Linked DNA regions of Homo sapiens: region 1 is linked to region 2. A link is a loop called in an ENCODE intact Hi-C map of the cell type or tissue named here. Cell type or tissue: endothelial cell of umbilical vein. All regions are shown on one strand. Links, peaks and the distances in the headings refer to the core of each region. The heading gives the core; the rest is flanking DNA. Region 1 overlaps ANKFN1 (ankyrin repeat and fibronectin type III domain containing 1). Region 2 holds the start of LOC124904035 (a long non-coding RNA gene).

Region 1 (12,668 bases), core at 3,069-11,068, 64 kb after region 2:
CCCTCTATATCCTGAGGGCTACCATGTGGTTACTGGAAGCTATCCTCAGCCTATCTGATAGTAGACCTGTGTTCTGTGCTTCTGCCCACTCCCACCTTGGCTCTGATTTGCTTAAAATTAAATGATACTTTTCTGTGAGAAGGTGCTTGATATTCCACATGTGTCTGGCTGCCAATTCCCAGAGGCCTTTTGATTTGACCCTGTCTGTGGCCCAGCACTGCCTATCTAGTCTAGACCCAGAGTATAAAAGAAAGCCAATCCCAGGAGACCTCAGGGTTAGCATCTAGGCATTATTTCTGCTGATCTTACTCTGACCCATTCTCCCAGTACCTCCTTTCACACTCCTTTAGTTGAATCCCTAACATAGGTACTTCCCACTTTCTCGGAGCCTCTCTCCTAATCCCGGCTGCCCTAACTGCCAAATCTCTGGCCCTCCATGGTCCTCCACAGACCTCCTTTCCTTTGCTCGTCTCCAGTTTTTCAGTCTTTGCTACCTGTCGCCTGCTGGAAAGGTCACTAGCTTCCAGCCTCACACCTCTCCAAACCTGCATCTGATTTTGTCGTTCATCACATATTTGTAGGGCACCCACTATGTGCTAGGCACTATGCTAAACCTTGGGGTATTATAGTGAATAAGGGATGGATTCCCTGCTCCCATGCAACTCACAGTCTAAAAGGGAGCAGACTAACAAACGACAAGTAAAGAAAGTAGTTACAAACTATGGTTGGTGCTTTTAGAAAAACAACAGTGGGGGCGGGCACGGTGGCTCATGCCTGTAATTTCAGCACTTTGGGAGGCCAAGGCAGGTGGATCACGAGGTCAGGAGTTCAAGACCAGCCTGGCCAAGGTGATGAAACCCCGTCTCTACTAAAAATACAAAAATTAGCCAGGCATGGTGGTGGGCGCCTGTAATCCCAGCTATTCAGGAGGCTGAGGTGGAGAATTGCTTGAAGCGGGGAGGCGAGGTTGCAATGAGCTGAGATCATGCCACTGCACTCTAGCCTGGGCAACAGAGCGAGAATCCAACTCAAAAAAAAAAAAGAAAAAAAAACCAGGGTGCTGAAATAAAGATTAATGGACATGAGGGAAGGGTATTTCCTCTCTGAGGAAATGATATTTAAGCCAAGACCTGAGAGATGAAAGGGAGCCAGTCCCATGAAACAGGGACAGATGTTTTAGTCAGATGGAACAGTATGTGCAAAGATCTTAAACAGGACCTCATATGAAGCTGTGCAGATTGTTCAGGGCACAAACAAGCCTGGTCATGGAGGTAAAGGAAGTGCTGAAACCCAGCCAGGCTCTGTTCCCCAAGCAGTGTGCCACAGTAAGGGGAAGGAACAGGTTCTTTTTCTGAGCCTCATAAAGACACTGTGTGAGCTAGTAGTAATCTGAGCCTTGAGGTGGAAAGAGGATGGCTCTCAGTCCTTTTCTCTTGGTCCTTGGGCTGCAGCCTGGGTTCACATCCTGGGATCTTGCACTCAGCTTACAAATACCCATCCCCATATGCCTGCCCATTCTTAGATTAGTCTATGTTTGATCTTATCTATCAAATGATAACAACTCAGATTTACATGGCATTTTACATTTGCTTCAAATCTCATCTGATCTTCCAATTTCTCTGTAAGGTAGCTAAGGCAGGCATTATTCATTAATTATAATTTGCATAAAATACCATGAATAGATTTTGTGTTTTGGTTAGTTATGTTTCAATAATTGTATATACCCCCTAACCAACACCTAAATCAAGATACAGAACATTTCCAACCGGCCTGAAAGTTTCCTTCTGCCACTGTCCAACCAAATATCCCACCAACCCAGTACAACCTAGGCAGCCAGTGTTTTGATTTCTGTCACTATTGATCAGTTTTTTCAGTACTTGGTCATCAGGGGAATGTAATTGTGTAGTAAGTATTCTATTGTGTCTAGCTTCTTTTGCTTAATCTGATGTTTCTGAGATTCATTCACATTATTGTATGTCTCAGTAGTTTATTCCTTTTTTATTGTTGAGTAATAGTCCATAGAATGAATATACCACAATTTGTTTAGCTATTACTCTATTCATGATATTTGGGCTATTTCCAGGTTGGCTGTTTTAACTAAGACTGCTATATTCTTGTGTAATTCTTTCCGTGAGCATTTATTTCTCTTTCTTGTGGGTAGAACCCAGAAGTCGAAGTGCCGAGTCATAAGGTATATTATATTTAACTTTGTAAAAGACTGTCAAACAGTTCTCCAAAGGTATACCATTTTATACTCCAATCAGCAACCTAAAGGCACTATAGTTGCTCCACAACCTCACCAACTCTTGGTTTTAGCCATCATAGTGGGTGTAAACTAGTATCTCATTTTAATTTTATTTTATAATTCTCTGAGGACTAATCATATTGAGCACCTTTTTATGTGCTTATTGACCATTTGTATATCTTCTATTGTAATATGACTATTCTAGCATTTGCAGGGTGACTACTATTAATTTCACTTTATAGATAAGAGAATTAAGACTCAGGTCAAGTGGCCAAAGACTGCAAAGATTCACAGCTAATAAGTAGGAAACCCAAGTCTTTTACTCATATCTCCTGACTCTAACTGGTGTTTCATTTCCAATATATTGGACTTTTTCCTACAATGGTTCTCAAGCTCAAGCTGCCCTCATCAGTAATCTTTACAGCATCCTGAACCTCAGGACCTTTTAGATAAGGGCACAGTCAAAAAATTTATAGATGTAGACAAAAGAAGACATGAATGATTTTACATTAACTGAAAGCAACATAATTTTTTTTAATTAGTCATCAAAACCATCACTCTAATTCTGGAGTTCTTGTTTGGTACCTGATACCCTCTCAGGCAGAGATGTATTCTCAGTCTCAACTCCTCAATGCTGCCGAGCTCGAAATAAGCCCTTCTTGTTCAGGTGCAAATGTGTTTCACTGGGCTACATGTAACTCTCTTCAGCCTATTTGTTTTTAATTCAATCAGTTAAAACAGCCACAATTTCTCCTGTCCATATGCCACATTGCAGTAAGTTAATGTTTGCTTAATGAAATGTAAATGCTCCTGAGGCTTGATTTTCTCACTAATATAGCTGGAGGAGATGGTGAATATGTAGCATGATTCATTCTCTCTCTCTCTCTTTCTTTAAGAATTAAATGTACTTTGAAGTTGCAAATGTCACAGAAAACTCCCACTTTTCCTTGATGCTGAAGATAAATCACTGAAGGAACAATGAGAATGGATAATCAGCCTTGGTTGTAGTTGTATTTGACAGACTGAGTTTGAGCATCTGACAAATGCGTGAAACACTGTGACTCCCCTTTCAAACTAAGAGAAGACTATGCTAGCTAGCAGGGCAGCCCAGACAGAAGGTGCCTGTTGCTGTCCTTTTAATCCTCTCTGAGCAAAATCTTGTACTTTTCTCCCAAATAGTGAAGGAAGTGAATAAGCCATTGACCTTTTAATTCCATTCAACGCCTTTGCTGTGCTGCAAGGTGCATCCAGTAGGTTTCACAATGCAGAAGAATGACATTGAGTATTTGGCATATGCAGTCCTTGAGAAAGCTCCTCTGAGCTTAGAAAGCTCCTCTACTCCTTAGAAAGTAGCCAGAGCAGCCCATTCAGACTCTGCTCTATCTGATTTCATAGGAGTTCAGAGTCTGGGACAAAATGAAGAAAGGGAATTTGGACAGGAGTCTGAAGACAGAAGAACTAGGCCAGAAATAAAAGGGTCACACCAATGTCTGTGAAGAGAAGATGGGAATAATAGAGATGAGGCTACAATTTAAAAAGATGAATCAGTCAAGGCTTCTTAAAAGTGTTCCTACAACCTCTTCAACTTTCTTTTTGTTTTTCCTCCTCTGTTCTTCTTTCTTCTCCAATTCATTAAATGCCTCTTTGCTGCTATATGCCTTAGGTCAGACGCTCCTGACATTTGTACAGCAAACTTCATCTGACATTTTTAGAAGAAAGGGGACAAAGTTTTTATTTTCAGCTGAGAGTAATTTTAATGGGTAAAGTGGCATTTACAGTCAACGTTTAACTGATAGTGCAGATGGCCTTTATAATTGCTGGGTCTTATTACACAGTTATGCGTCTTTATTATTATGCTTGAATGTGCAAATAGAATTAACTTCCTTGCTTCTCTTGGTATTTCAAATTCTCACTGTGATTAATTACAAAGAATTCTCTCCTTAATACTAAGGATCTGATTCCATGAAGTTGTGGAGATAAACCAAGGAGACTTTTCCATTTGTAAAATGGAGGAGGTATTTCTTATGGCAGTAGAAAGCTGAGCAATTTGGCAGGAGACTGGGTCATAAGCCACCCACTCAAGTATCATCTAAGGAACACTTAGGCTGTGAAATAAATGGAGAAAAGGACCTGGAAAATACGGAAGGCTTCTTTAGAGATTTATTCATTTAGCAGTTAGCCAAGGGTAGAGGACCCTTTTGGAAATTTGGTCTTGGGGGCCTAAAATTTAACTTAAGCCTGGATTCAAATGCCAAACAGAAGTATTCCTAGAAGAATTGACAAAAAACAAAAAAATCTCATTTTGACTGGCACTCAGGAGAGAAAAATAAATGAGGGTGGAAGGAGGAGAGTTTTCTTTATGGCTTGACTGACCACCAAAGCTATCCAGATTCCTCACCCAAATCACCACCCACTGAGTGGGGCCACCTAGGGTAATTAAAGGATCAAATGCTCCTGTGCTATACTGTAAGCATTTAAAAAGCACCAGTCCCACTAATAGAAACATCTTGTTGGCTTTCTCTGAAGAAAACCTGAATAGAGAATAGAATTCTATTAATGAGTGAGGCACATCTACATTAGTTCCTTTTTAAAAAAGAAAACATTCCTGATAAATAACACACGTTTAAAGCAGATTTCAGCACACTCTCTGGAAAGAGAGATCACATATATTGACTCTGAAATATCAGACCATATGTCCAATACAAACCAAGACTAGCTGGGTTGAAATAAAGCATTTTTTTCTTTGTGGCAGAGAAGTTCTTCTATGTGTTAAGTGCTCTATGGCTTCTTGACATCATAACATGTTAGAGCTAGAAGTGACTTTCAACGTCATCTAGCATGACCCCCTCACTTAGAGGAGAAAACTGAAGGTGTTTTTAAAAAAGAAAAAAGCCAGAAGAACCTTCAAGAACATTCCAGTTGCTGTCCAGAAACATTGCAAATCAACCTTTTTAGATGCTTTAGCAAAAGGGAAAACTCCAGCTTGCCTTCATCTTTGACTCATAGGAAAGGTGTAAATCCCACCCACGTAGTTAAAGCTTTCTTGCTGGACTCCCGCTTATTTTGAATTTAACAAAGGCTAAAAAGCCCATTGTGAAATGTTTGTTTGGAGGGCCAGAATCTAAACTTGCATTCCTTGTCATGGTCATTTTTTTAAAAGAAGATGACAGATTAGAGTAACAGAAGGGGAGAGACTCCAGCAATGCTAGACATAAGAGACCATCAGAAGAGGATGCTCTTTCTTTCTGGCTTGCTGTTGTTATTTTTATTTTCCACATACTCCTAAGGGTATCGGGTTTATCACCATGGCTGGGATGGGGCTTGGAATGTGGTGGACAATATGACAACAATTTCCTTCCTGGTGTGTCCCTGAATGGCCAGTGCAGTCAACACATAATCAGACAATCTACAGCTGCACTGTTGCTGTTGACAACTTCATTATGCCTGTGATATTCAGCTGGGTAATTCATTTCTCCAGCTTGGCAATATCTCCTGATATGCCTAAATGGGTTCAATGTAATTTTGTAAGCTTTTGAAGATGCTTACCCTTCCCTTGTGAGACACGATACACATTGTCTCCCCTTGTGCTTAGCTTTGTCCTAATATGGGAAACAATGATAACCACCACCAGGAAATAGCATTGCCTTGTTCAGCTCTTTAGTGCAGATTGAGTCTCCAGACCACAAAGGCAGGAAATATTAGTGATTGGAATGACACAGTAGGTCACTTAATGTCCCTTGTAACTGCCTTTTTTTAAATTTTATTTTTATTTTTTGGCCTGCCTCTGCAATTAACCTTCATATAACCAGGGCATTTTTCTACAAAACCAGATGGCCTTGCCAAGGATGTAAAAATAGATAATTAATGGTTCTGGGGGGGGTGTGCTGGCCTTTGGCATGATACCTCTACCCTCACCAATACTGTCCTGAAATGGAAGAAGCAGATAAGAAAGTAGAAATATGAGCATGCATAGCATCCAACACCAAAGCTGCCCTTTTCCTTAAACTGGGAAAAAGTATAAAATGCATTCCTCTGAGTTCTCTTTAATTCTTTTCAATTAAACCTATATGTATTGAAAATTATCTACCATGCACAGGGCCCCAGTCCAAGAGCTGAGAGGGAAATTCAAAAATCAATGAGGCCCGGGTCCTGCCCTCATGGAGATTTCAATCCAGTAAGGGAATTACATAGAGCCCCAAGTAACTCTAATGAAGTTAGGCTGTGCTGAGAGTTTTAACATCGTTATAAATACTACAAGGAGAGAGGAGAAAGACATTCATTCCATCGGGAACATGAAAGAGAGGTAAATAGTCTGTCTTCAGGGCCACCTTCCTTATTCCACCAGCCAATCTGTATTCTTTTAAGAAAATCTGGTCTGCTGAGAATCTTATTGGAGTCAACGTCTTAGTTCTGAGTTAGGACTACTCATCCTATCTGATTTCCAAGTGCTTGTTTGTCGTCATTGATAATGATCTGTTCCCAAGTATCTCAAATGAAAATGGAGAAGATAGCATAAAGATAGGTCAAAGAGTCTTTCAGGTTATTCTTTTATCTTTTTATCTACCTGTTTTCTTGACTTTATAAAGCTAAATTCTCCTAAGTGGACTCCTGTTGGCAAGTAGAAAATAGAGACTGAATCTGTGACTTTTAACTGCAGATATTTCAATATTAAGATTTTCTTTACAAAAAAAATGAGGAGGAAGAAAAAACATAGACAAAGGAGGAAGAAGAGGAGGAGGGGTCTGCCTAAAATTGAGTAGTCATTTATCCTTCAGTATTTTGACTAATCAACGAAACCGTTTTGACTTGTCTATTGAATAGTCACCTCATGGATTCCAGCTTCCGTGCCTACTGGTGAAGATTCATATGATTTGATGGGTAGCTGTACACATACATAGGGTTTTGAAAAAGCTGAAACCCTGAAGTCTGATAAATGTTCTATTTTTTAATCTAGACAAACATTGGTTTATGAGTTATCAAATCCTAGAGTATTAACTATTTCATTTTCAAATTGTTTGAGAATTCTGCACAACATCCTTAAAGTAAACCAGGGCACAAAAATCATCTTTGGCTTTGAATCACCAATAAAAGACTTCCCCAGAGGAACGGCCAAAATGAGTGTTGTAAATGGAGAGGGATCCCAACATCTCTGCCATGGATAACAGTCCTCTACCACAACCGCACTACAGTCCAGATATCCCTATACAAAGGCATGATTGAGGTCCAATTAGCCACCAACCTATTACACACTTTATTCATTATGACCAAATCTAGTGCATCAAAGAATACAGATGGCCTAGGGATTGGTCATAAGAAGCAACCTGTGCTGGCTCCTTTTAAAGAGAGTTAGGTGAATACTGCCACCTATTGATAGGTGAAATTTATGCTACAAATTCCTACTGATGTGCTAATGCTTATCAGAGCTGATCTCATTTCTCAGTTGGCCAAAGCATTTTATCAGCCCGAACTTCATAATTATTTACATGTTTTTGATGAAAAATAATTATGTTACATTAATGTAAAACAACTAACGAAATGTATTATATTTCTTATTATATTATTATACATATTATGTATTATTTCTTATTTCTTGGCAAAGGAATGAAGTGGAAATACCACAAACTTTGCAGAGACCTGGGTCTGAGTCTCAGCTCAGTCCCTAAATGCACATAAACAAGCTGATTAATCTCTCTGAACCTGAGTTTCCTCATCGATAAAAAGTGGGTAATCCTACTTTGTAGAGTGTGAGAATTCAGAGATACCATTGCATGGCACATAGAAGGTATTTGATAAATGGCAGCATTTATTTTTCCACTGAGCTATTAAAAGTAACTATTTTGATGCAATGATTGGTAATATGACAAACCACATCATGTATCAGACTCTGGTGAACTCTTCCACATGGTTCAATTATCCTTTGGCAATGCTACTTGTCTAGTATAGTATCTTTGACATCCAAAATTAAGACAGTGTGAACATAAATATTATAACCTGAAGTGTGCCAATTGAGAAAATAAGGATAAATGGGCTTCATTACCAAATGTCTCCTGACTGCCCTAGAGGATATATGGGGCCGAGCAGATAAAGAATTATGATAAAATGTTGGAACTGCATATAAATGGGGCTTTGTGACCTGCTGGATAAGGTTGAGACTTAGAGCCAGACCCAGGAGGCTCACATTCCTTCCTCGGCATGGTGTGGGGGATCCTGGGCTCATACAGACAATAGGGGATTCATAGCTTGAGAATTCTAATGATGACTGAAAGGAGGGTGGCAGCCAGGACAAGAAGGCTTTTCAGAAGCATGGACTCCGATTATCACGTCGGTGCTACAGCCCGGTGAGAGGCTGCTGAGAGGACGGATGAAGCTGTTCTTGGAAAGCTTTCAGTGAAGTGTTTGTAACCTCCTTTAAGAGAATCCCGTTTCTCAAAAATGTGGCACTGGAAAATCCCACATGATTAGTTCAGATAAACACTCTGTCATCGGATTGCACTACGAGGAATATGGGCCATCTCTTTTCGAAGAGTCTTTTTGAATGCAATGTGTCTCGTCTCCAAGACTTAGAGAAAAATTCTAAAAGAGGCTTTCTCAGGATATTTTGAGACCGTTACTTTTAGTCTGAAAGGTCAATTGGTGCTTAAAACAAAATAATCAAGAACTAGCATGCCCGTGAGCAGTCTGCATCTTTTCTTTAGGAAAAAAAAAAAAAAAAAAGTCTGCTTTGGATTGAATAGCCAATGCACTCCCCCACCCCTTTTCTTTTTTCTTTGGGGATTAGAAATTGAGAGGGAGGAGGAAGAAGAGTTTCACATTCATTACTAACAACTTCGCACATAATAAGCATATTCAGATACACCCTGGGGTGTTAGTTTTCTTTTCCTATTTTTTTGTCTCCTTTTTAGCAGCTTTCGGTAAGTAGCACATTTTATTTTTAAAAAAAGAATCGGAGCCGTTATTGAGCAGCCTCGCCCTAAGGAAGGTCAAGAGATTAGGGAACGGAAGTAGGCTGGCCAGGCTCTTTGCTGACCACAGTAAGGGAATGCCACTTTCTTATAATTTAATTTTGAGATCCTGATGAAAAGGCACTCCCTAAGAAAAAAAAAAAAAAATCTTCGCTGAAAAAAAAGTGAAAAATTGTTAGAAAATAGCCATCAAAAAGTGATCAATTTAAATTTATGTCTAACAAACAAACCACATGGAACTAACCACAGGGCAGACATGCATTTGCAGCGATATATGGACATTCTCAAAATATGGTCAGGATTTTGCAGGGGAAAGTGGACATTACTGGCTTCTGATGTTGGTGGGCTTTGGCCTAATTTTGCAAGTATTCTGAAATTCTATACATCATATGTCACAAATCAGAGGAGAGTATACTAAAAGAGACCTTTGAATTTAACTGGTCCAATGCTCTCATTTCACAGGTGAGAATAATGAAGCCTAATGATAAAAAGTAACTTGCCCAAGATCACACAGCTGGTGAGGGGCAGCTCAAGGACTGAAGTTCAAACTCCCGTTTCCCAGACCCAGGTTCTTTCCAATGAGCTAAACAACTGTAGTGGGAAACCGCAGACTCTCACATTTCATGGAAACCCTGTACCCATGCCCCCTGGAAATGGCCCTCAATGTTGCTAGAGGCAGCTCATCTGTCACAGCCTGGGCTAAAATCTTTACCTGGTGCTAAATGGGTTCTTCAAAGCATTCTATGAATGTCTAGGCACATTGACATGACTCCAAGGACTCAGCTTCTGTTCTTTTCTCTGTCTTAAAAAAAAGAGCACAGACCACAACCTGCATGCCATAATTATCTCTAGGTGTATGTACTGGAATAAATTAATGTCATCATCATCCGCCATCATGTAGGCTAAAACTTTAAGTCACCTTCAACGTGTCTCTCTCTCTCATCCTCCCCATCCCCCACCTATACTATTGACAATCCTGTAAGTTCTATCTCCAAATATAAGACTTTCATCTCCTAATTTACATCTTCACGGGCCTTCACACCATCAGTGTCTTCCTGCTTCTGGGTTCTCACCACTATCCACAATGGCCAGGCCAGGTGGATCCTAATCAACTGTTCTGGCATTCTCCTGCTCAGCTCACTGTCACCTATGGCATAACATCCAAACTCTTTAACATGGTGTTCGAGCTCTCCCCAATTTAGCTCCTGCTTACTTTTTGAGACCAATTCCATCAGCTCTTCCCTGCATTATTCACTCCAGTACACTGGACTACTTGTCATTCCCTAACAGCCCCGGAACTCTATGCCTTGACACTATGCCGTGACGCCGAACCTGTTTCTTCTTTTCAACCTGTAGAGAGATCTTCATTCCTCCAGTTCCAGTTCAAACGCCACCTTCTCTGTGAACATTTTCTATGTGTTACAGAAAGAAGTAATAATTCTATGTTCCCTTAGCACATTGCTCATACTTTTTTATGGCATTTACTTAATTCTGCCTTTTATTGTAATTGGTTGCATATCTCATGCTAAGTATATCTCTTTTATCTTTGAAAAGATGCCCTGTTCATCTTTGAATGGGAGCAATGCGCCCTCCCAACCACATTGCTTCATTTAATATCTGCATATAATAAATGATTTTCTTTCTTAATTTTACTGAGCACTTACTAGGGCTGGAGGTGTAGTGGCTGAAGGAGAAAGATGCAAAATAAAACACAATCCTTGTATTTAAAGGAGCTTTTAATTGAATCAGTGAGACACATTCGCAAATATCCTAAGCAAGTTAAATAACTGTGGGGGTGGAATTGGGTGGAGGGGAAGTTCTGAGTGTGGAACAAACATTCTCAGTGTTCCAAATGAGAACATTAGTATTATGACATGGAGGGTGGAGTAATGGGGGAGGAGTAGAAGGAAAGAAAGGGCAAAGCTGCCTTTAGATCCCATCTCGTGCTGTAGTCATTATTAGAGTCTTCTCTAGGTCTGGCTAATCTCACTTATACTTCTCTCAGAACCAGAGAAATCTTCCTAAAACAAGACTGTGATCATTTAACTCCCTGTTCAAGTGTTTGATGTTCAATGAATCAAGCATCAAATAATTGCAGGCTTATGCTAAGAGTTATAGAGCACCAGTCTGCAGAGACGAGACGAACTCCAGGAAACAGCCAGAGAACAAAAAGGAAGAACATCCTGTAAAAGTGCTAGGAAGTGGGAGACAAAGTAAGAGTGTGATCAATATGGGCTGAGATTAATCCAGAAGGATTAATTGGAGGAGGCAAGCCTTCTGTGGATGGTCACTTGGCAAGAAAGATTAGACATACCAAGAGAACTTTAAGGTTCCTTTCAATTCTGAGACCCCATTTCCCATTATTACTTGAGGTGATTTATGTATTCATTCAATAAATACATGCTAAGCACTTCAACAAAACATCAAATATTTATTGAATGCCTTCTATGTGCCAGGAACTCTGCTAAACCCTGGACATACAGCAGAGAATAAGAGACTTTGCACTTAAACTCTTACAATATAATGGGGATGACTGATGCTAAACAATGAAGTGCAATAAAATATAAGGGATATAATGATGGCAGAGTATAAGGTGTCGTGCTTTCAGACCACAGAGCAGGGACCCTAACAGCCTAGGGGCTAGAAAAATATCTCTGAGAGTTGATGTTTAAGCCAAGATTCCAAGGCTGTACGGGAGTTAGCCAGACATAGGAAACTGAGCATCCAGGCAGAAGAACACCCATCATATTTGATGATCTGGTATTCAGAAAGAATATAGCATGTCCAAGGAACTAAGAGATATTCAAAATAGCTACAGCATGGAATGCAAATAGAAAGGTGGTGAGAAATTTGGCTAGAGAGATAGGAAGAGCCAGAATATGGGAAATTTTTCTAGGGTATGTCAGGGAGTTTATACTTCATCAATAGGCTCTAAGTAACGTTAAAGTATGTAGCACAATGAATCTAACCTACTAAATACTTACTAAATGTCTATTGAAGAGTAGACTAATGAATACATGGATGAATTAATGAATTTCCTTTGCAATAAACATGGGCTTTTTGACTCAACTTGAGTATTTGCTCTAGAAAGTGTTGCTACTATTATCAGTGGCACTCTCCCCTTAGGTCTGCATGGCACGTGTAACTCATGACCCCTGTGAGGCAACCCCCTAACCTTAGTAGAGTTACTCAGTCACCTAGCTTACCACAGCAGATGTAATTCAAGTAAGTCTGCATTCAAGCCAAAATTTTTCTAGATGAAAGGGTAAAGTTTTACCTGGCAATCATTTTGGCCTAAGGTGTGCAAGAGAAGCCGGACTCTTTCTTAATCCTTGATGAAAAACATAGCCCTCTAAACCTCAAGGGCATGAATATTCCTAAATTAGATTATTCATAGCAACACTTCCATGGACAAATAAATCCAAGGATAGAAAGTGATAGTAAATGTTCGAAGGAGAGAT
Region 2 (12,668 bases), core at 2,388-10,387:
CCCAGGAATGACTCTACGCAGAGATTACTCTTAATGGAGATTTTGCTTCTAGGCTCTGAGAATTAGATTTTATTACATTTGGTTTGGAAATCTATTTAACACTTGTCATGGTTTCCCCAGAAGCAGATCCTAGGGGAAGGATGAAAGTACATGTGGTTTATTAGGAGGTGATCCCAGGAAACATGAGTAAGAGAGTAGGGAAGTGAGTGACAAAAGGGAAGACAGCCAAAAAGGTCCATTATCCAACAAATTCACATTGTGAGCAACCAAACTTAATCCGGCTGGAGTGACTAGGACCAATTGCACAGGGGAGGTGGTGAGGAGAACACTGTCATGTGGAAACAGCTTAGAATAGCGCTGAAAAATTCCAGGTCACCTACAGTTTGGTTAGAACAGCTCGGGGTATCATTCAGCAAGTAATTTACCTATAGTGAAGATCATCCTAACCTTTGAAATTTTCCTAAGAGAATGTTGTTGAAAGACATAAAAGAAACTCTGAAGTATGCCTGCAATCCCAGCACTTTGGGAGGCCGAGGTGGGCAGATCACCTGAGGTCAGGAGTTCGAGACCAGCCTGGCAACATGGTGAAACTTCATCTCTACTAAAAGCACAAAAAATAGCCGGGCATGGTGGCAGGTGCCTGTAATCCCAGATACTTGGGAGGCTGAAGCAGGAGAATCGCTTGAACTTGGGAGGCAGAGATTGCAGTAAGCCAAGATCGCCCCACTGTGCTCCAGCCTGGATGACAGAGCAAGACTCTGTCTCAAAAAAATAAAAAAAAAAAAGTCAAATTAATTTCTCATCTGCAAATTCAAAGGAAATCTAATAAAAATCCCAACAGGATTATTCATAGGACTTGATAAACTCATTTGAAACTCCATATGGAAGAACAAAAGTCCCAGAATAGCCAAGACAATTTAAAAAATAAAATAAAGGTTAGGCAAACTTTCTATGAATAGACAGCTAGACTTACCAAGTTGCAGCCATTAAGGTAGTATGTATTGTCCCAGGGATGCTGGACTAGGATAGAGATCTCAGACATGGACCCATAGAGGGCCCTGGTAAACAAAAGTGGAGGTCATGAGACATCAGTGGGGAATGGTAGATTGTTCAGTGCTGTGGATCTGTTGGTTTTTTGTAAGGAGGTAAATTAGGAGAGGATTTTACTTTTTCCCATATAGAAAGCCAACTGCCCCACCTCACTGATGGAGATGTAGTCACTGGGGCAGTTTCCAGGGCTTCTGGATTTTCTGCTGCACCATTGTTAGCATTATTTCCAAGGAAAAAACAAACTTCTGTGGAATGGTGTTACTGTACACATTTATACAGTGGTTGAAACAAAGGTAAAGACGTTGGAGCCCCACTTGCTTAGCTTCCCCTTGATACACCCACCCCCAGCATATCCATAGGAACAGAGGCCCATTTTCTCATTAAAAAATGGAGCAGAAAAGACAACAATAACCCAAGGATACTCCCTTCTGTATTTCCTTTGGAAACTTGGAGTCCAAAAAACCCAGTTTTACTCTTCATTTAGAATCCAGTGTTGAGATACACCTATTTAAAACATTCCATGGACCCTCCTCTCGTATATTTTGTCCACTTCAAAATGCATGGCAAGTAAGGCTTCATCTTACATGAGCACTACAATCCACTGCAACAGTGGTTCAAATGATCCTAAAGCCACAGCGCAGCTATTGAAAAAGAAGGGCAGAGTCATGTCTGCCATAGGCACACTAGGGGAAGGTGATGGCATACTTGCCAAGAATTTATCCTTCTTTAACTGACATGTTCCTATCCAAAAATAAAAACATGATTATTACATCATTAACCCAGGGAGCTTGATATTAATATTGAAAATAGTAAATCACTATCAATTTCTGCACACAGAGTATTTTTTCTTAAAGCATCTATGCCACACAAACTAGATCTATACATCATATCACAGCTCTTCTTAAGTGATGGGAAAAGGGTACCCTCAAGAGTTAATTGCCTTGAGCAAGCCAACAGTTGATTAGGAAATATGGTGTTCAGCCCAAGGTTTCCCTTCTCAGTACAATAGACCATTATGTATGACCATTTTTTAAAATGGTATAACTATCATTGATTATCATCTGAAGCTTTATTACTTTTTAACAATTTGGACAATTTTTCCCATGCAGGAAAGTTGGAGGACAAGCTAAACCCATCACATCATTTTATTTATTGAGTGTATTTATACTTCAACTCTTTCCAGAAACAAGTTGAAACTGCTTACCACAGAGCCAGATATAATCTCGTTAACAGCAAAATAAAGATTGGTAATTTTTTTTTTCCCAAAGAAAGCTAAATTGTATTTAGTCAGTATTTCTTTAACTGGTTTCCTTTAACATGAGAGCTATGCATAGCTTTGCAATGGCATAAAATAATGTTTCAGCTGTCACATAGAAAAAGTGCTTCTGAAGGCTGACCACAGTGGCTCATGCCTATAAACCCAGCACTTTGGGAGGCCAAGGTGGGCAGATCATTTGAGTCCAGGAGTTCGAGACCAGCCTGACCAACATGGTGAAACCTCTGTCTCCACTAAAAATACAAAACATTAGCCAGGCATGGTGGCACATGCCTGTCATCCCAGCTACTAGAGAGGCTGAGGGATGAGAATCACTTGAACTCAGGAGTCAGAGGTTGCAGTGAGCTGAGATCACACCACTGCACTCCAGCCTGGGCAATAGAGTGAGACTCTGACAACACAATATCTGACCCAAAGAGTAAAGTAATAAATGAAATCTTATTAAAGTGCATGCAATTGGTTTTCTTAAAAATGAAGCCTCTGTTTGGGGCAGGTTTTTTTCTAAATAAGCCAACATTTGACTTAATTGCACATAGATCAGGAGAGACTTTTGTGAAGCAGCTAGCAGAGTATGTGAATCTCTCCCTACTCAAAAGGTTTGTCCCCATTGTCCAAGGTTCCAGATTAGGCATCCACCTCAGAACTGCACAGTGTTTATTTTTACTTACTTGTTTTGATGGTAACAACCAAGCATTTGACCTCATCTCATTTGTTTTGATTCCCACTCCAGGTGAAATTTGAAAGCTAACATGGAAATGCATGTTCTATCAGGAGAGTTAAAAGAAGAGAAAAAAAGTTACCAATACTCCTAGCCTCTGTAAAAAGAGATCTCTGAGACCCTACAAAAGAATCCTAAATTTGAAAAGCTATTCAAGAATGTATTCATCCACTCATTCATCCTTCTATCTATTTAGTAAATGCTTACTGCATGCCTACTCTCCTTAGGATATGGAGAAGGATGAATTGCAGAGATATCTGTTAGAATATAAACTCCCTAGAAGGTGCCAAGCTGGCTCAAGGCAATTAACTGTCAGATATTTATTTGTGAATTACAGACTCTGGCTTAACCACGGAATAATGGAGGATCATAAGCTAGCTTCCATTTGCTATTCAGAGCCTTTGTGAGTTGATTATATCTGCTCAGAGAATGCAAATTCCTTTATAAATCTAAGGTTGTGACTACTGAAAGTAACTTTCATCATGTATTTCCACTTCTTCATTCTATAGCTGAAGAAACAGAAGACCTGGAGGTAATAAAGTGATTTGTTCAAGTTACACAGCTAACCAATGATGGAACCAAGACTAGAATTCTTGGTAATATGCTCTTTTCACTACAGAGAAAATGAGGGCATAAAATCTGCAACATAATTATTTAAATGTATTTCTAGTCCAGTTGCATTTATTTGTTTGCTTGTTTGGTTTCCTCCTACTTCTTACAAGTTTCTTCTTTTAAATTTTAAATACTTACAGTGTAATATGATAAAAATAATAATTGATGGACCAGGTATGGTGGCTCACACATGTAATCCTACCACTCTTGGGAGTCCCATGAGGGAGGATCACTTGAGGTCAAGAGTTTGAGACTAGACTGGGCAACGTAGTGAGACACCATCTCCACAAGTAATTTTTTAAAATTAGCTGGGCAGGGTGGTGCATGCCTGTAGTCCTGGCTACTAAGGAGAGTGAGGTGGGGGGATTGCAGTATAATAAGATAATTGAAATACTTACAGTATAATAAGATAAAAATACTTACAGTATAATAAGATAAAAATAATAATTGATGGACCAGGTATGGTGGCTCACACGTGTAATCCCACCACTCTTGGAGCCCCACGAGGGAGGATCACTTGAGGCCAAGAGTTTGAGACTAGACTGGGCAACATAGTGAGACCCCATCTCTACAAGTAATTTTTAAAAATTAGCTGGGTAGGGTGGTGCATGCCTGTAGTCCTGGCTACTCACGAGGGTGAGGTGGGGGGATTGCTTTAGCCCAGAAGTTTGAGGCTGTTAGTGAGCTATGTTTGTGTCACTGCATCCAACCTGGGTGACAGAGCGAGACCTTGTCTTCAAATAATAATAATAATTGATGTAATCTAGAGTGAGAAAGAAGAGTGAGGAAAATCAAGTGAAGCAATAGGTAGCTTTAGTAAACTAAATGCACTGAAAAAGTTCTACACAGTTGCTAAAAATGGGCTACCAATTAATGCTGTACTTCCTAGCAGCAGAGAAAGGAAGAAAACATAAATTTTGGTTGGCATCAAATCAAAAGAGTCTAGACTCTCAGAAGAAATACAACTGCTCTCACCCTAAAGCCTCTATGAAATTTCTCCATTAGGGCCTCAGAAAAGACATTGCTTCTATTAATTCAGCAGTGAATTCTGACAGGTTGTTTCCTGAGCCATTCTGAAGGCCAGTGGGTGTACAATGCCCAGGACAATGAAAACATCTGGACAAGAAGCCAGGCCGGGCGCAATGGTTCACACCCATAATCCCAGCACTTTGGGAGGCCAAGGCAAACAGATCATTTGAGGTCAGGAGTTTGAGACCAACCTGGCCAATATGGTGAAACCCCATCTCTACTAAACATACAAAAATTAGCAGGGCATGGTGGCATGCACCTATATCCCGGCTATTTAGGAGGCCAAGGCACGAGAGAATCACTTGAACCTGGGAGGCAGAGATTGCAGTGAGCCGAGATCACCCCGCTGCACTCCAGTCTGGACGACAGAGTAAGATCTTGTCTCAAAAAAATAAAAATAAAAAGGCCAGAACATTATGAGTCCAGGTGTACAGCTCACTGAGGTCCCAGCTTTATTCAGGGCTATCCGGGATAACACTTACACCACCTAGAGCAATAATAAAGGATTTGCTTTGATTGGACTATTGGAGTGTGCCCAGACATTGTATTTTGGGTATTTACATATGTATCTTCATATCTTCTGTGTAAGCCCTATTTATTATCTCTTTAAACTGAGTTTTTAACAACGACTGTGAGATGGAACATTCAAGGTTATAAAGGTCATATATTCTGTCAAGAATTTGGGGAACAAATATTCAGTATTGCTGAAATTTTTCTAATGCTGACCCCAATAGCCTTTTATGAAAATTAATGTTTTACCAGAACAGAACATGCGTCAGAAAATGCTTAGAGGAGCAAAGGCAAATAAAACAATCCTTCAGCACACTGGATTTCTGAACCACTGCCCCATTCTCACCATTATCCCAGGTAATTGGTAATTTATACTATTCTGGAGCACTGCAATGCCAAGAGAGTGAGAAGTGTGAATGTTTTTACCAATTTTAAAGTTATAACAATGAGATAGTGCTACATGGCCAACGGGAGCCTAAGTGTAAATGAACCACTGTGGTTTTATGCATTGAAAGTTACAACAAAGCTGCCCTGTTGACATTGTCTGAGTGTACCTTTCATTATCTAAGGGTGGTTAGTTGTACTTACCAGATTTTGTGAATGACTGTGCTTCCTTTCCATAGCCAGGATGTCCCAGTATGTCCTTTCCCTTGGTTCTAGCTCCATATCTGCTTTCCTCTGGCATTTCCAGCAGTCTAATTTCCCTAGCATTCATGCTGATTCTCTGAAAGAAACAAGGGTCCTCTTTCTGATTCCTTTATAGCAGAGATTCTCAACCCCTAGTGCACATCAGAATCACCAGGGAAGCTTTGAAAAAGCCCTCCATCCAGGTTGCATTGACCTCAGCCACTCTTGGATGGAACTTTCACAAGACAGAGGTACAGCAGAGACCAGGAGAGGACACCATGAACATGGGCCCCAGATCCCTGGAAAGAAGGGATAGTGAGGAGGGAGGCTGATGAAGGAGTGAAGGACCTGTGCTCTAGAAGGGAGGAATGTAATTCTGTAGCCATGGCTGCAAATATATGGCAACCCCCAGACACAAAGAACCCTGCTCTTTCACCCCTTTCTGCACATCCTGCCTCCAGCCATCAGACCAGTCTGGCCTCTGAAATCCATTAACACTAGACTTAAATGACTGCTGTCAGAGAAGGTCCAAAAGAGAAAGAGTGAGCAATGAGACAACAAACCCTTATAGAAAGGACTGAGGGTGGGGACAAAGGTAGCCATGGAAGGAATTCCTCCATTCTAAACCAGCCTTGACCATGGCCTTGCAACTCTTGGACGATTCCCTTTTATGCCAGCCCTGTGTTGATGGTGTTTTGGAGAAGATGGTACTGTTGGTTGTATCTCCACAGTCCTTGAACCAGGGGCCCTCAAATATACTGGAGGGAAGATTGGTGGCTTGGGATGCAGAGGGGATAGAGTCAGAAGTAAGTCTCAGCTTTTCTCAGATTCCTCCCTATTTTGAGGCATAGCGCAGGTCCCAACACCTAGGAGTAGGATTTATCCCTCTCTGCCAGCACAATCCCCTAACCACAGAGGTTTGCCCCCACAAAAGACAATCATTACTCTCTTTAGACTCAGGCAGTGTGGGAGGGATATTCCTTGTGAGAAACAGACTGGAAAAATGAAAATGAAAATACTGCATTTCCATCTTTTCCTTGGCCCCATAAAGAAGTCACAGTTAATGGCATACATTTAGAAGTGGTTATTTTTTAATGGAAATTTTATCTACATGTTACCCTATGAAAATGTGGCCTGTTTACAAAGCAAGAAGGTCAGTGTGGCAGTGTAACCCAATCATGCTTTGTAAATGAGTCAACTTTTCACTGGGCTATTATATATCGCACAGCATTTACACACGCTTGTTAAATGTTAGACATTCAAGACCATCAAGTTTAAAACGTTTGGGTACCGTGATTATATTTTATCATTACTTGTTAAGCATCCATAATCTAATATTAGGAATTTATGTAGGAACTGGAAAATTACCATGGAGAAAACTCATTAGAGATAGAAATTTGGGGCTGGGTGCAGTGGCTCATGCCTGTAATCTCAGCACTTTGGGAGGCCAAGGCAAGAGGATTGCTTGAGACCGGGAGTTCCAGACCAGCCTGGGCAACCTGGCAAAACTCTATATCTATTTTAATTTTAATAAATAAATAAAATATAGAGATAGTAATTTTGCCTGAAGAAAGAATGTATCATGAGCTGAACCCTGCCCCAAGAGTGGCCATTTCCACTCTGAATTCCTTCATTTTCTAGCAATGTACATCACCAGTGCTAGAGTTAGTCTGAGAACAGCTGTGAAGGAGTTAGGAAAGATTAATGAAAACATTTTCAAAAACTCAAGTCAAGCCATTTTATTGGGAAATGGGAAAGTATTTATTTTAATCCCTTGTTTGTGAGCTTGGAAGGAAATAATTATTTGCAAATTGTGGAATAAGAACAATGTAATATTTCTTTCAGTCTCTCAAAACTCAGGCATTTTCCTCATGGCAGACAAAAGCCTATTCTTGTCTAGTTCTCTGTCCTCATAAAAGGAGGCTCCAGTGTGCGGGCTTTGCTTTTTCATGGTGGAGAATTATTTGGGGTTGTGAAACCTGGAGTAAAGAACAGAAGAAGAAGAGTCTCACATTTTGAAGGTGTAAGAATTGTAGGAAGTGAGGGGGCAGAAAATGAGACTGCTAGCTGACAGTTTTCTTTTTCTGAATGATAGCTTTAGGTCACATGCAATGATTAATTAAAATAAACATTTAAAATGTTAGAAAATAGTATGTACCCCATATTAAGGACCAATTATGAAACAAGCCCTTTATCTATTATACACAAGAATATTTATAACAAATCTACAGAGTGGCTAATATCCTCCATTTTACAGATAGAAAATTAAGTTCACATATATAATTACCAGCCTAAGGCCATACATCTAGAAAGTGACTCATCTGGAATTCAAACCCAAGCCTAGCTCTCTTACCAAATACTACTATCCCCTGATATTATCAAGAGTCACTAAAGGAAGTCAGGTGAGAATGGATCTTTATAATTATTTGTCTACCCATTCATTGATTCATTCATATTAGTCCCAGATTGCCTAACAGCAACATCACAGGCTTTGTCAAGTCTTAGACCTATCACTCGCTATCCTGGTGACCTTAGTGAAGTCACTTAACTCACTTAACTGTGGGTTATTGATTTAAAATAGCAATATTGTGATGGGACCAACTTCAAAGTGTTACAGTAGATTAGTGAAATGATCATTTGAAGTCCTTGGTTTGGTGCCTGGTATAGTAAGAACTCAATAGTTTTTATGTCAATGGTGGTGGTGATGACAATGATGATAATGCAGTGGTACTTGGAGTAGAGATGTCATTTCTCTACTAAGAAAAACCGACACTAGAGGGCTAAGTTAATGATCAGAGATCCTAGAATCCTGGAGCCCATAAGCATCTATAGGAGTCACTGTTCCTTGCCTTTGGCTGCAGATGGAACTGCAAACAATAGAGCCACATTAATGTGATGTGCTATGCATCTGGTTATTCACTGGCCCTTCAACATTAACAGTCTCTGTCTTGCTCATACATCTGGAAAAAGAGGGCAAATCTCACAGGCTCAGGCCCTGCAGACACCCAGATGATATGGTGGTGGGAGCATTTTCCAACATTCTCCACACCAAACTTAGCTTCTCTCCCAGGACGGTGCCCTCTCAGAACCCTTGCCAGTTTACTCACAGTCACCGACCCTCCAGGCTACGGGGAAATGAGGACACGGGGCCTGTTCAAGGGACTCCCTCTCAGCAGCCTTCATCCAGGTGTTTAGCACAGTGGAAACAGACAGCCATAGTTTCCTTTGGACAATTCGAGAAATTATTATTAAAGGGTGTGACACCCTCGATCTAGAAAACAGGTTGCCATAGGTTTTCTCAAGCAGTATTTGGAGCTCCAGGAGAGGATTTTGGAACCAAAGGGGAAACATGTTGGTTTCTTACCTGGCGAAGTCCTCTTCCCTCTCTCTAACCCCTCCACCTTCTAAGAGCACGTTGTCAGCTGCTCGCTCTGTCCCTATTCAGATGCTGCCCTGGAAGCCTCACTGTCATTACTCCACTTAGAATATGAGAAAGATCTCGACACTAACACCAGCTTCTTCAGCAGATTGATGACGTGGCTGCTAACAGGCTCTTCTCTTGGAGGTTTTCAATTTCAGCCAGAGTAAGAAGAGCTGGATAAGGACTTACAAATTCAGTTCCTTCTTCTTTCCATGTTCACTTGCACATGATGATTTTATTAAAGTGATATAGCATTTTTATTTGCCATGAAATCTTCATTCCACAATTTAAATGGGCTTCTGATGGCTTTACCTGTTAGGTGAACTTTTAGGAACTTTCATGACCCATGGTCTAAACTAGAAATGTTCGCCCTCTACTCTAGCTTAAAAATTGTATTTTAAAGACAGCACTAGGCTCTTCATGTGAAAATAAAGACAATATTGTAAAATGGTTGCTATGATGCTATTTTTTTCCTCTAAATTATGTCAATTTTGCTTTCACATTCCCATAAGGTGTGAGGGTTTGATGCTGGGTTCCACGTTGGGAAGATGGTGACAACACGCACTTTCTGCCACAGACCTGTGTGCACCTGGAGCCTGTTTACCACTGGGCAGAATTTGGAATAAGGGGCTGGTAGAGACGCAATACTTCAGGATACATACAAATTAACTGGCCCACAGCATCTAGTACTGGCATCTTTATTAATAAGATGGTAGAGGTCAGGCGCGGTGGCTCATGCCTGTAATCCCAGCACTTTGGGAGGCCGAGGCGGGCGGATCACGAGGTCAGGAGATCGAGACCATCCTGGCTAACACGGTGAAACCCCGTCTCTATAAAAATACCAAAAAAATTAGCCGGGCATGGTGGCGGGCGCCTGTAGTCCCAGCTACTCGGGAGGCTGAGGCAGGAGAATGGCGTGAACCCGGGAGGCGGAGCTTGCAGTGAGCCAAGATCGGGCCACTGCACTCTGGCCTGGGTGACAGAGTGAGACTCCGTCTCGAAAAATAAATAAGTAAATAAATAAATAAATAAATAAATGGAATTAAATGGTACAGGTGTTCCTTTGCGCTCATGAAATTTCCAAAGTATTAGAGATATAAAGTGTCCATGTGACTTGAGTGCTTATTATATCTAGACACTGTGACGTGGAGTATCTTATGTAATCTTCACAACAGCTCTGTCGTATAGGTACTATTATCTCCATTTTTGAGGGAACAAAGATGCAGAAAGGTGAAGTAACAGGCCTAAAATCATCAGCTATTGAATGGTGAAGCCAGTACTCAAACACACTTCACAGACCTCCTTTTTAGTCACCATGCTAGGCTGCCTCTGTGGGAGATCATGTGAGATCCTGACTCTTCTATTTACAAACTCTGTAATATTGCTCAAAATTGCCATTTCCACATCTGAAAAAGGAGAGTAGCAGTGGCTGCTACGTTAGGACTGCTTTAAGGATTGGAAGAGATTAATGTATATGATATGCCAAATATCTGTATATAGGCATTTGGTTTTTGGTAAGTACTACTAGGGCAAAGTGGTGAAACTCCCTGACTTCAGGAGCCCAATTTTCTATGGATTGTCCCTGTTTTGTCACTTACTCTTAGACTTCTGTTTCCTCCTCCATAAAATGAAAAGGTTGGGGTAGGGAGGTGTTCCCAGTAGAATGACCATAAGCTACTATGAGATTCAGGAATGGGAAATAAAATGATAAAAAAGAGAGTGAAGTTCACTGGCATCTCGCATCACAGAGGATGGAGAAAAAGGAGACTAAAAATTTTCTAGTTTGCCAGTGAGCTTGATAATACTACTAGTTCAATGACTCCGTAGTTAATGAAAACTGTATCTAATGTGTTTCCTGTTAATGCTTGTGGCAAATATATAAACAGTTTCAAGTAAATTCTCTTCTGTTTTCAGCATACAGTTTCTTTTTCAGTCCCATTCTACCAGGTATATATAGGATCCAAAAGAGTTGGTATCACTCCCCCACCCCACCTCCAAACACACACACACACACACACACACACACACACACACACTCTTTTCAAATTACTAAAAGGAAGTAACATACTTGCACATGCAATTTAGCTGATTACATGCAATTATAAGCATACATCTGCCATCCAAGCAGAGAGCTGCACTGGGTTCCATGCAAGGATAGGCAAAAATAGATTTATCTAAACCATGGTGGCCTAAGAATTATCGTACCAAATTTAAACTTTTGGAGGATATTCAGCTTTCCCAATGTGACTTCCTGTTTTGCAGAAAAGAGCTGGAAGAAATAATAATAAAAGAAAGCTCATATTCATTTCTGTTCACCAAGTGGCTTGTTCAAAACAACATTTTAATGATTTAAGTGTAAATGAATCAGAGGCATATGGATTAGATTTCCCTTAAAATGCACAAGATTTTTAAATGAGGGAGAGTGGAATAAAGAATTTCCCCAAATTTAGTGCTCCTTGGAATTGCCTTTTCTAATGTTATTAAAAATCGGTGGTGGTGGTGGTGGGGCGGGGTAGGGGTGCTGATTCACTTTGCACCGCCTTTGGCAAATAGGGGCGGGTGGGGACAAGGTTTCTAACATCTCCTTTAAAAGGAGGCCATACTTCTCCTTGGGCATCAACTAATTCATCCCAACCAGCATTTTTGATGAGTTAAGTGCAAATGAATCAGTAACATACGGATTGCATTTGAAATACACATGGGGTTTAAAAATGAAGGAAAAAAGTACTCGGTAAAGTATGTCTGGGGTTTTGCCAAACCCATAATGTTCAAAAAAAATAGTTTGAAACAATTGATGAATCCCTCCCAGGCCCTGCCAGCCTCACCAGGCACAGTAGAAGCATGGCTGTTTGGGTGATCACTCCAGTTACCTCTCCTTTAAACAACACTAGGGAACAGCCAGGTCCAAACGATGTCACCTGCTTAGTGCCTGGGTGGCTTCCTAATTTTAATATGCACATTTTCTACATGAAAGAGGATTAATTCCCAAATGACAGAGAGAGTTAACTTACTCCTCTTTTGAGAGCATGCAAATACAGTAGACTGTTCAGCCATTTGTTCTCCTAGATAAACATACAAGGTAATTGAACAGAGATCGGAATCTGTCCCTAAATGGGTTCTGCATCTTGCATTTGCTTTTTGGCTTCCTCATTTGGCACCTAAATTAAAAAGCAGTGACCTGGTGCTTAGCAGCCTGTGCAGAGTCCCACCCCTAAGCCAGTGGCACCCCACTTGTCACCTGTACGGACCTTGTTATCTTCCTTTCCTCCCAGATACTATATTTTGAACAATATTGTCTACACACCAGATGCTGTTATTGAGAAATAATTTTCTCATTTTCTTATTAATCAAAAACTGCCATTGTTAGAAGACCAACATGAAACACATTGAGTTGCTAGCATTTGAGTTAACAGAAAGAAAATATG

Evidence for each region. A loop is a pair of places that touch in the nucleus more often than their neighbours do. Peaks named below come from ENCODE experiments on the same cell type or tissue, not always from the same donor. Only the 100,000 strongest peaks of a DNase experiment are listed, where the experiment ranks them.
Region 1: it touches region 2 in a loop (3-fold over the local background); 3 of 110 quality-filtered maps call a loop at or near these places.

Annotation. Positions count from the first base shown.
Region 1 is chr17:56,312,123-56,324,790 of GRCh38, forward strand. The region is part of intron 3 of ANKFN1 (ankyrin repeat and fibronectin type III domain containing 1); the gene reads left to right. Among named protein-coding and RNA genes, the nearest start is that of ANKFN1, 160 kb to the left of the region's middle. In endothelial cell of umbilical vein, for the core only: a CTCF peak has its summit at 7,623 (motif pointing left); DNase peaks (open chromatin) are centred at 5,799 and 7,589; H3K27me3 peaks cover 1,625 bases.
Region 2 is chr17:56,248,669-56,261,336 of GRCh38, forward strand. The region is part of intron 3 of ANKFN1 (ankyrin repeat and fibronectin type III domain containing 1); the gene reads left to right. LOC124904035 (a long non-coding RNA gene) reads left to right here and starts at 5,063. Exons shown (of 2, transcript XR_007065856.1): 1 at 5,063-5,552; 2 at 9,268-9,691. In endothelial cell of umbilical vein, for the core only: no CTCF peak of the experiment used is centred there; no DNase peak of the experiment used is centred there.